2 separate regions of the Homo sapiens genome follow, and region 1 is linked to region 2. Evidence: chromatin loops called from intact Hi-C (ENCODE). Cell type or tissue: breast epithelium. All regions are shown on one strand. Each heading gives the region's core, and the rest is flanking DNA. Links, peaks and the distances in the headings are about the cores only.

What was found. A loop is a pair of places that touch in the nucleus more often than their neighbours do. Peaks named below come from ENCODE experiments on the same cell type or tissue, not always from the same donor. Only the 100,000 strongest peaks of a DNase experiment are listed, where the experiment ranks them.
Region 1: it touches region 2 in a loop (10-fold over the local background); 1 of 110 quality-filtered maps calls a loop at or near these places.

What each region holds. Positions count from the first base shown.
Region 1 is chr5:150,595,322-150,599,702 of GRCh38, reverse strand. It overlaps a transcript of SYNPO not described here. Among named protein-coding and RNA genes, the nearest start is that of SYNPO, 43 kb to the left of the region's middle. In breast epithelium, for the core only: no CTCF peak of the experiment used is centred there; a DNase peak (open chromatin) is centred at 679; H3K27ac peaks cover 2,861 bases.
Region 2 is chr5:150,670,558-150,674,938 of GRCh38, reverse strand. MYOZ3 (myozenin 3) reads right to left here. Exons shown (of 7, transcript NM_001122853.3): 3 at 4,301-4,381; 4 at 3,289-3,342; 5 at 3,031-3,184; 6 at 2,437-2,599. MYOZ3-AS1 (MYOZ3 antisense RNA 1) reads left to right here and starts at 2,470. Exons shown (of 4, transcript NR_186487.1): 1 at 2,470-2,823. In breast epithelium, for the core only: no CTCF peak of the experiment used is centred there; a DNase peak (open chromatin) is centred at 2,148; H3K4me3 peaks cover 1,713 bases; H3K27ac peaks cover 3,601 bases.

The DNA.
Region 1 (4,381 bases), core at 300-4,299, 75 kb after region 2:
ACCCCCAGGCTCACAGTACAGAAAGAGCCTCTGTCTTCGCAGATGTCTTCTCAGGGACTCTTCTCCGATACACTTTGCAGTAGGTACCACAGTCATCCTCACTTTAGGGCAACTGAGGCTCAGAGAGGTTTAGATGTCTCCCTAGGCCACACTGGTGGTAAGGGGGCTGGGCCTCCAACCAGGATTCCCTGACTCCAGAGCCAGTGCGGGTCACCCTCCTGGGGCTCACTCAGTACTTGGCCCCAGCATTGGTCCCAAGACTACTCAGCACCGCATACCACTGGGTGTCTCTACAGCCAATAACAGTCACTTTCCTGGCCCCTGCCAGGAAGAGCACCCCCAAACCATCCATGAAAAAGGGGGCACTGATGCAGAAGCTTGCTTCCCGGGTTCTTGGCCTCACCATGCCACTAGCAAGTGTGTGGGGTCCCTTCTCTAAGGACCTGGTTCTTTACCTGTGAAGCAGAGATCGTCGTTTCACTCAACTGTGAGCATCACGTGATATTAAAGGATGTGAGAGGGGCTTCGCCCGGTACATGGTGATTTCCCTGTCTGGAATTTTGTGTTGAGAATGGATCCTGGCATTAAATCCTGTCTGGGTTGCAACAGGCCCTGACAGGCCTCCTTGCCCATGGGTGGCCCTCGGTGTAACCTGCATCCGGCCCCAGAATCAGCTTCCTGAACAAGCGCTTCCGTGTCCTTGTCGTCACCCTTGCAATAAACCGACAGCAGGTCCCCCGGCCATATGAGGGGCTAGAGGGGATTGATTCAAGGCCCCTGTGAACCTGGCCCCACCTCAACCTCCCCCTCCTTCCCAAGCCAGACCCCCCACCATGTCAGCCTGCACCTTCAGGCCTCTGGGGACCCCTCCCTCCCCACCACCATCAGCGGCCCCTGCCTTCCACCGCCACCATCAGCTTGCTGATGTGGAAAGTCCATGAGTTGTGTTGTCTCTGCACATGGAACTCTCTGTTGGTAACAGTTCAGAGGCCTCTTTAGAAAGGGGGTTTCGTAGGAGTTCTGGGCTGGGCTCTGCAATAGCAAGTTTCCCAGGTACTGGGATACTTATCTGGATACTATATCTGGATACTTATCTGGATACTAATTATCTCATAAAATAATAAGAAAACCGCCATTAATGGAGCACTTCCTCTGTGCCGGGCACTGTACTAAGCGTTTCACATGCACCATACACGCATTCCTGACAACCCCAGAAAGCTGGTAGGGAGGCCGAACTGTTTGCTGAAAGCCCCCCAGCCTGTCCGTGGCAGTGCGGGTATTTAAGTGTGTCCTACGAGTATAACCTGCTACCTCCAGCCTATGCCCTTCACGGCAGCACAGACTGGCTCTAGGGGCAGCATTTTCTGTCCCTGGTGACAGGATGAGCCCCTGGAGGAGTGAGACTCAGCCTCAGTCTTTTCTTTCCCCCTGCAGCAGGGCTGAGCACCGTGCTTGTTCTGAATTGGCATTCGTGAACATTTGCTGCGCTGGATGCCAGAGAGGTCCTGGTTAAACTCTCAGATGGAAGGAGGTAGTGTGTGTTTCTCTGTGGGCGGGGGACACTGCTTCCTCGGTCTGGCGAGCCCTACCCGTGACCACGATGTGTTGCGAGGGCAGTGGGTATTCACAGGCAAGATCCCACTACTGAGGAGTGTGAGGGTTTTGACCCACTCTGTTTCTGATACAGGGAAGTTTGTCCCTCCTTAGGTAACCGGGTGGTTTCCTACCCCCAGGAAGTCATTATATTCATGCCAAATTTAGTGTGGTCTGGGTGCGGTGGCTCATGCCTGTAATCCCAGCATTTTGGGAGGCTGAGGTGGGCCGATCACTTGAGGTCAGGAGTTCAAGACCAACCTGAGCAAGATGGTGAAACCCTGTCTCTACTAAAAATACAAAAATTAGCCAGGGTGGTGGCATGCGCCTGTAGTGCCAGCTACTCAGGAGGCTGAGGCAGGAGAATCACTTGAACCCGGGAAGCGCAGGTTGCAGTAAGCAAAGATCATGCCACTGCACTCCAGCCTGGGTGACACAGCGAGACTCTGTCTCAAAAACAAAAACCAGAAAAACCTGGCTGGGCACAGTGGCTCACAACTGTAATCCCAGCTCTTTGGGAGGCCGAGGTGGGTGGATCACCTGAGGTTGGGAGTTCCAGACCAGCCTGACCAACATGGAGAAACCTTGTCTCTACTAAAAATATAAAAAAATTAGCCAGGCGTGGTGACGCGTGCCTGTAATCCCAGCTACTCCAGGGGCTGAGGCAGGAGAATCGCTTGAACCTGGGAGGCAGAGGTTGCGGTGAGCCGAGATTGCACCATTGCACTCCAGCATGGGCAACAAGAGCAAAACTCTGTCTCAAAAACAAAACAAAACAAAACAAAACAACAAAACCAAATTTAGTGTGGACACTCAATCAGCACAGCACACTATGTCCCAGAACTCCTGGGCTCACTGAGCCTCCTGTGTATGTTGATGGTGAGGGATGGGACACAGCCGAGAGGTGCAATGTCTAAGAAAACAGTCCTTGAGCATGGGCTCAGAGTAAGAGGCGTTAAATGGAGACTTGAAGAAACAGGAAGCTCCAAAGCCCACTGTCCCCCACTAGCCAACTTAGCAGAAGCCACAGGAAGACAGCAGGATTGTCTTGATTTCCCAAGGGAGGTTTATTGAGACACAGCACTAGGTCCCCAACCCTCACTATCACAGCCCTGCAAGCAGGTGCCAGTCCTACCATCTAGGTTCCCCTTCTAGAATCCAGAATGTGGACAGAAGTCATGAGGCTTTCCAGCCCTTGCAAACTCTAATGGTTGGGTACATGATGGGGCCCGTGGGTGTGAAATGCATACACTATCTTCCCTTACCTTCTAGCCTCCTTGCCCTGACTTGGGTCTTTGCATGGGGGATCTGAGCCCGTGCAGGAGATGGCAGCCTCTTCTGGGTCCCCTACCCTTGCTCAGCAGGAGACACTGCTCACCAGACCCATTCTGGGACCCAGGGACCTCAAGAAGGTACCCTGGGCTGTGGGAGGGGTAGATCACTGGCCCAGGAACCTTCATCTCTGGCAGAGCAACCTTCACCAGGGCCCCCTCTGACACATGAGCCGTCCTGATCAGATCACTGGTAATTGAGTTGCCTTGGGGGGTAAATTCCATCCAGATGTGGAGGGCGGGGTGGACTTCCTGAGCAGAGCAGGGGCGGGGCACTGATACATGGGGGCCGTCCGTCAACTCGCCAAGTACCTAGGAGGCCTGGGATCGAACGTCGTCTTCTGAAAAAGCCAGATGTAGAATTTCAAGGCCAGGATATCTGAGTCCAGCCTTCTTAGTGAGCAGATAGGAAAACTGAGGCCTAGAGAGCCTAGAGAGCAAAAGGGACTAGTCCCACAGTGACTGCTGGATTTGCGGGATCAGAATTCCAGGTCTCCTATCTGGCCAGATCTCTTCTCTGGGGGTGTTTAGGGGAAAGTAGGCAGGGTGACCCCCTCCCCCAGGAATCTCTATCAAGCCCTGGATTTGGAGGTCAGGAGTAGGGGTCAGGAAGCAGAGAATCTGTGGTTGGGGGAGGCTCTCATCACCTCCAGCTTAAACCCCCAAACTATAGAGAGCTGTGTTTTATTTGCAGAGATTGTGGGGACAGAGGAGAGAAGATTCTAGGGGCAAGCCTGTAAACAAGACCTCCCCCCAACCCACCTGCCCTTGCAGGGTCATGGGAGAGCCTGTGGCCCGGGCCTCTTTTCCCAGGGGAGGCCCCTCCATGCTTCTCTCCTTTGAGAAGAGCCGCTGGGCCACATACCTTCCTGGCTCCGTTGGGCCGACTTACGGGAAGGCAGGAAGGGGCCAGCCAGCTGGGGGGGTGGGGGGCATGAGAACTTGGAGAGAATGAGAGGAAATGAGGGGGGAGTGGGCTGGGGTGGGGGGAGATTAAGAAGGGAATTTTTTTCCTCCTGCCTCATGTTTTGGCTGCCTTAGTGTGAACATGTCTAGGCGCCTTATCGCGAAGGCCAGCACAGTCTGCACGAGAAAGAAAATAGTGTCTGCAGCGGAGAAAATTACATCTTGATAAAATAGCCCTTTGGAATGACATTGTGGGTCTCTTATCAGCGAGTGGCTGGGCCTTACATACCTCTTGTCTGCCTGTCCCCAGGCCCCTAGATCCCTCCTTTTCTTCTCTCTCCCCTGTCCCCTGACTCCTAATGCCTACCCAGAGAGTGGCCTATGCCGAAACTGTCAGCCAAGTGTGGAGACCCAACTTGTAGTCCTGTTGCTCCTGATGCTGTGAGACCTGAGCCAAGTTCTTCTCCTCGCTGGGCCTCTGTTTCCCTTCAGGGAAGAACAGGGAAGGGTGGAGGAACAAGATGGTTTCTGAAGATCCTTCCAGCATTAGC
Region 2 (4,381 bases), core at 152-4,151:
TCCCAGGTTCAAGCGATTCTCCCACCTCAGCCTCCTGAGTAGCTGGGATTACAAGTGTGTGCCAAGAAGCCCAGCTAATTTTTGTATTTTTAGTAGAAATGAGATTTCATCATGTTGGCCAGGCTGGTCTTGAACTTCTGACCTCAAGTGATCCGCCTCCCTCGGCCTCCCAAAGTGGGATTACAGGCATGAGCCACTGCGCCCGGCCTTAATACTGTTTCTTAATTTTAAGAAAAATAAAAATCATTGCTTGTGTTGTTTTTCCAGCAGCCTGGGACCAGTGGGAAGAGGAGAGTGCTTGCCTCTGGGGTGGAAAGACAAACCTTGAGCCAGGGCCTGAGTCCCAGCCAGGAAAGCATTTCTGCCTGGACCACCCCAGTTTTGGTGGCAACAGCCAGGCCTCACAGGAACAGGCTGGGTGGTGTCCAAGCCATGCAAGGCCCACAGTCAGGCCCTTGACTGGGAGCCCAGGACCCTGGAAGCTGAGCACATCTTGGCCACCCAAACTGCTGTTTCTCTTCTCTATGCCTCAGTTGGTCTTTCTCCCTCAGAAGAGGTCTGGATGCAGGGCTCCCTAAGAGCCTCTTTCTGCTGGTGGGAATGTGCCTTGCTGTCATACATGAGGCATGAGATCAGTGGGAGATGCAACCTGAGTGGCCCAGCCTGGAAGCTGCCTGCCAGGACTGAATGTCTGCTGCAGGTTTCAAATGACTGGGCAGGCAGGGTCTGAGGGCCCAGGAGGAGATAGGGCAGTCCTGCCTGCCAGGGAACTCCAGAATGTCTGTTAATGGCTCGTGACTCACACAGCGCATGCTAAGCCCAATTCTTCCCATCAGGAAGTCTCTGCCTATTCAGATATTTGAGGGCAGTCACATCCCTCTGGAGCTGTCTCTTCTCAAGGCAGATCACCCCCAGTTCCTTCAGCCCTTCCTCATATGTGCTGATTTTCCAGGCCTAGCTAGGCTCTGGCGCCCACCCGTCTGTCTTAGACAGACCCAGTCTCCACGTGTGGTCTGAGCAAATGCCAGAAGAGCAGGACCGTGGCGTCCTCTCTGTGGACTCCCCTTTTCCTCACTAAATGCAGCCCAAACCAGAGGAGCATATTCAAAAATAGCACCAGACCAAGGAAGCCAATGCAGTTAACATGCACTCCTCAGCCCAAGGCCTTCCCCCAGTGCCAAGCTCCTGTCTTGATTCCTATGGTTTGTTTTCAGGCCCTCAGTGCAGAATGGTAAATGTATCCCTTTCAAGCTCTCCCCTGTCCAAACTTCATCTCAGCTGTAAATAATAATCATAATACGCCGGGGGCGGTGGCTCATGCCTGTAATCCCAGCACTTTGGGAGGCAAAGGCGGGTGGATCACGAGTTCAGGAGTTCGAGACCAGCCCGGCCAACATAGTGAAACCCTGTCTCTACTAAAAATACAAAAAATTAGCCGGGCACGGTGGTGGGCGCCTGTAATCCCAGCTACTAGGGAGGCTAAGGCAGGAGAATCGCTTGAACCCAGGAGGAAGAGGTTGCAGTGAGCTGAGATTGCGCCATTGCACTCCAGCCCGGGTGACAGTGTGAGACTCCGTCTCAAATAATAATAATAACAACAACAACAATAATAGCTATTGTTTGTTGCAAGTGTCTTACTTGCCAGAAACTTTACCTATGGCTTCTCGTGTCATCTCCATAGCAACTTTATGAAGCAGGTACTATAAACCCCTCATTTTACAGGTGGGGCAATGGAGGCTCAGAGAGGTTAAGTCACTTGCCCAAGGTCAACACGGGCAGGCCTGGGGTCTGCATTCAAGTCCACGTGGAGGCCTCACGCTCTAAACCCATATAGGCCACTGCGCTGTGGCCCTCACTCTGGCGTCCAATGTTTCACTGCCACTCTCCACTTTGGGGCAGCCTCAAAGCTACCTTGTTGGCCTCTTCTAGGCCATTGGTGAAAGGAAAAGCTGAGCTGGCCTCGAACTGCTGAAATCTGGGGACCCCTCAGAGAAGGACACAAATCTAGATGTTCATCAAAGAGGTAGCACACAGCAGCCATGGAGAACAAGGCACTGGGCTCTGGAGTCAGACAAACCCAGACCTGAATCCCGGCCCTGCCGGTGCTTCCTTGTTTTGTGGCTTTGGCCGGGTTGTTCATATTCCTGAGCCGCAGCCTCTTCATCTGCAGAACAGGAAAACTCATAGCACCCGCCCACCATGTCCTGGAGAATATCCAAGATGTGCGGCACCTTCACTCTTCATTTCTCCCACGTTAACTGAGCACCTACCAGGTGCGGAGGCGCTGTTCCAGCCAGAGCTCAGTCAATGAATAGAAAGCGCTGGGGACAGAGCCTGGCCTGCAGAAAGTGCTCAGGAAACGCAGGCTCCCGCTGTGGCTGTGACTGGCTTCCCGCCCCTCCCGGTCTGTCCCCCGGGCTGCCCGCCCCGCCTTACTTGTTGAAATTTCGGTAGTCGTTGGGGCTGGGGGTGTGACTTCGGCCATCGCTCTGGTAGTCCCGGTAGCTGACGAACTCCTGCCAAGGGCAGCGGTAGCCCTTGGAGATGGCGGTGTGGTTGAACTTCTCTGGCGGGACGCCCTTCAGCGGCTCCGCATAGCCTAGGGGCGCGGGGGGAAGGGAGCGCCTCCGTTCTTCCACCCTCAGCCCCCAACCCCACCTCGCCCCACCCCCATTCCGCGGACGCGGTTGGAGGAGGGAAGATCGGAGTTAGGGGAGAGGACGGCGGGAATGGGAAGCCACAGTTGCTCCAGCACAGGAGACCCCTCCCCATCCCAGGAAACACGGAGGACTGCAGTGAGGAAGCCACGAGTTCGCAGCGCGGGTTGGTCTTGGCCTTGGCTGACTCGCTGTGTGACCTGGGGCGCGGCGCCCCTCCGGCTCGTGGTCTGGCGAGGGGAGTGCGCGCGTGCGCGTGTGTGTTGGGGAAGGGGGCGGACTAGCCTTCTGGGTGCTCTTCCTGCCCCATGGGGAGCACACCCATGCTTCAGGCCCCCCAGCCCTGGTCCCGGGACCCGAGGAGGCCACTCACCTGGCGCCAGGGCGCTGGGGCTGGGGACGCACCCAGCAGGGGCGGCTGCAGGGTGGGCGCCCTCGGGACCCCCGAGTGAGGCCCCGGGTGAGGCCGGGAAGATGTGGAGCTCCGAGCGGTAGTTCGGCCCCTCAGGGCCATTGGCATTGGCAACCTGGGCACAGGGGCGGGTTCTCAGAGGCCACCGACGACCTCCCGCCCCCAGCCGCGCTCCCCTTCCCCCAGCTTCCCTTCCAGGGAGCTCCCCTCCACGCTCACCGTCCCCGACTCCGCTGTTCCAGTCACCTTCCTCCTGGCGCTTCCGGCCAGCATCTGGGAACGAGGGGGTAGAATAAACCGCAGAGAAGCTCAGCGGGGCAGGGGACCAGGGTTCTCCCTCCACCAAAAAAAAAGGTCGGGGGGAGGCAAGAATCCTAACGCCCATCATCGGGGAACAAGGATGAGTTACTAGTTTACAACGCTAAACCCAGTGCCTGGGACCGAGAAATACTCGATATATGTTAATTGCTATTGTAATGCCGAGTCCGGGCAAGATACTTAATTTCCCTGAGCCTCAATGTCCTTCTCGATAGAATGAGGATGATGGTGATGAAGATCTCTTCCTCAGAGGGGTCTATGAGCATTAAATGAGATACCTGCAAAGTGCTTAGCTAGCATTGTCTTAGGCACATAGCAAAGGCGGGTGTTTTGCCATCTTTATTTTTCTGCCACATCACTCCCTCTCAGTTGCCTCCTGTCTAGCCCAGAAATTAAGTGGAGGGTGGATGGAATAGCCCTGGCTTCCTTAGAAGTATCTGGAACTGCCTGCTGCCTTTCTGAAGCCAAGGGAAAAACCCTTCTTGCCTTTCTTCTCCACCAGCAGATTATTCCATGGCCTTTCCTTTCTCCGGTGGGAAGAAGAAAAAAGGGCATTCTACATTTTCCATCTTAGATCAGGCCCAAGTCTAAACTAGATCCAGCCTGCTGCAAATTTAGCCTAGAGTGCATGCCTGTCTTAGCTTTTTTTTTTTTTTTTTTTTTTTGGTAGGAGCCAGAGTCCCTTCACTCCACGGCTTATCCTCAACCCCCTAATCCACTTTGTTTACTTTGTTCTGTATCCAGGGAGAGATGCCTAAAAAGATAACACTTTTCAAGGATCACACTGAAAGGCAGGAGCCTAATCTGATGGGAACATCACAGTCCTCAGCCTGGCTTACCGTTTGACTTTAGGCTAACCAGTGGCTCTCTGTGGTCCTCATTTTCCCCATGAGCACAATGGTGGCTTACTCACCGCCCGCTGGCTGGCTGCTAACTCGAAAGTGAACTTCTGCACACGGCGCTGCCTCTTCTGGAAGAGGAGGGACCCTCTGTT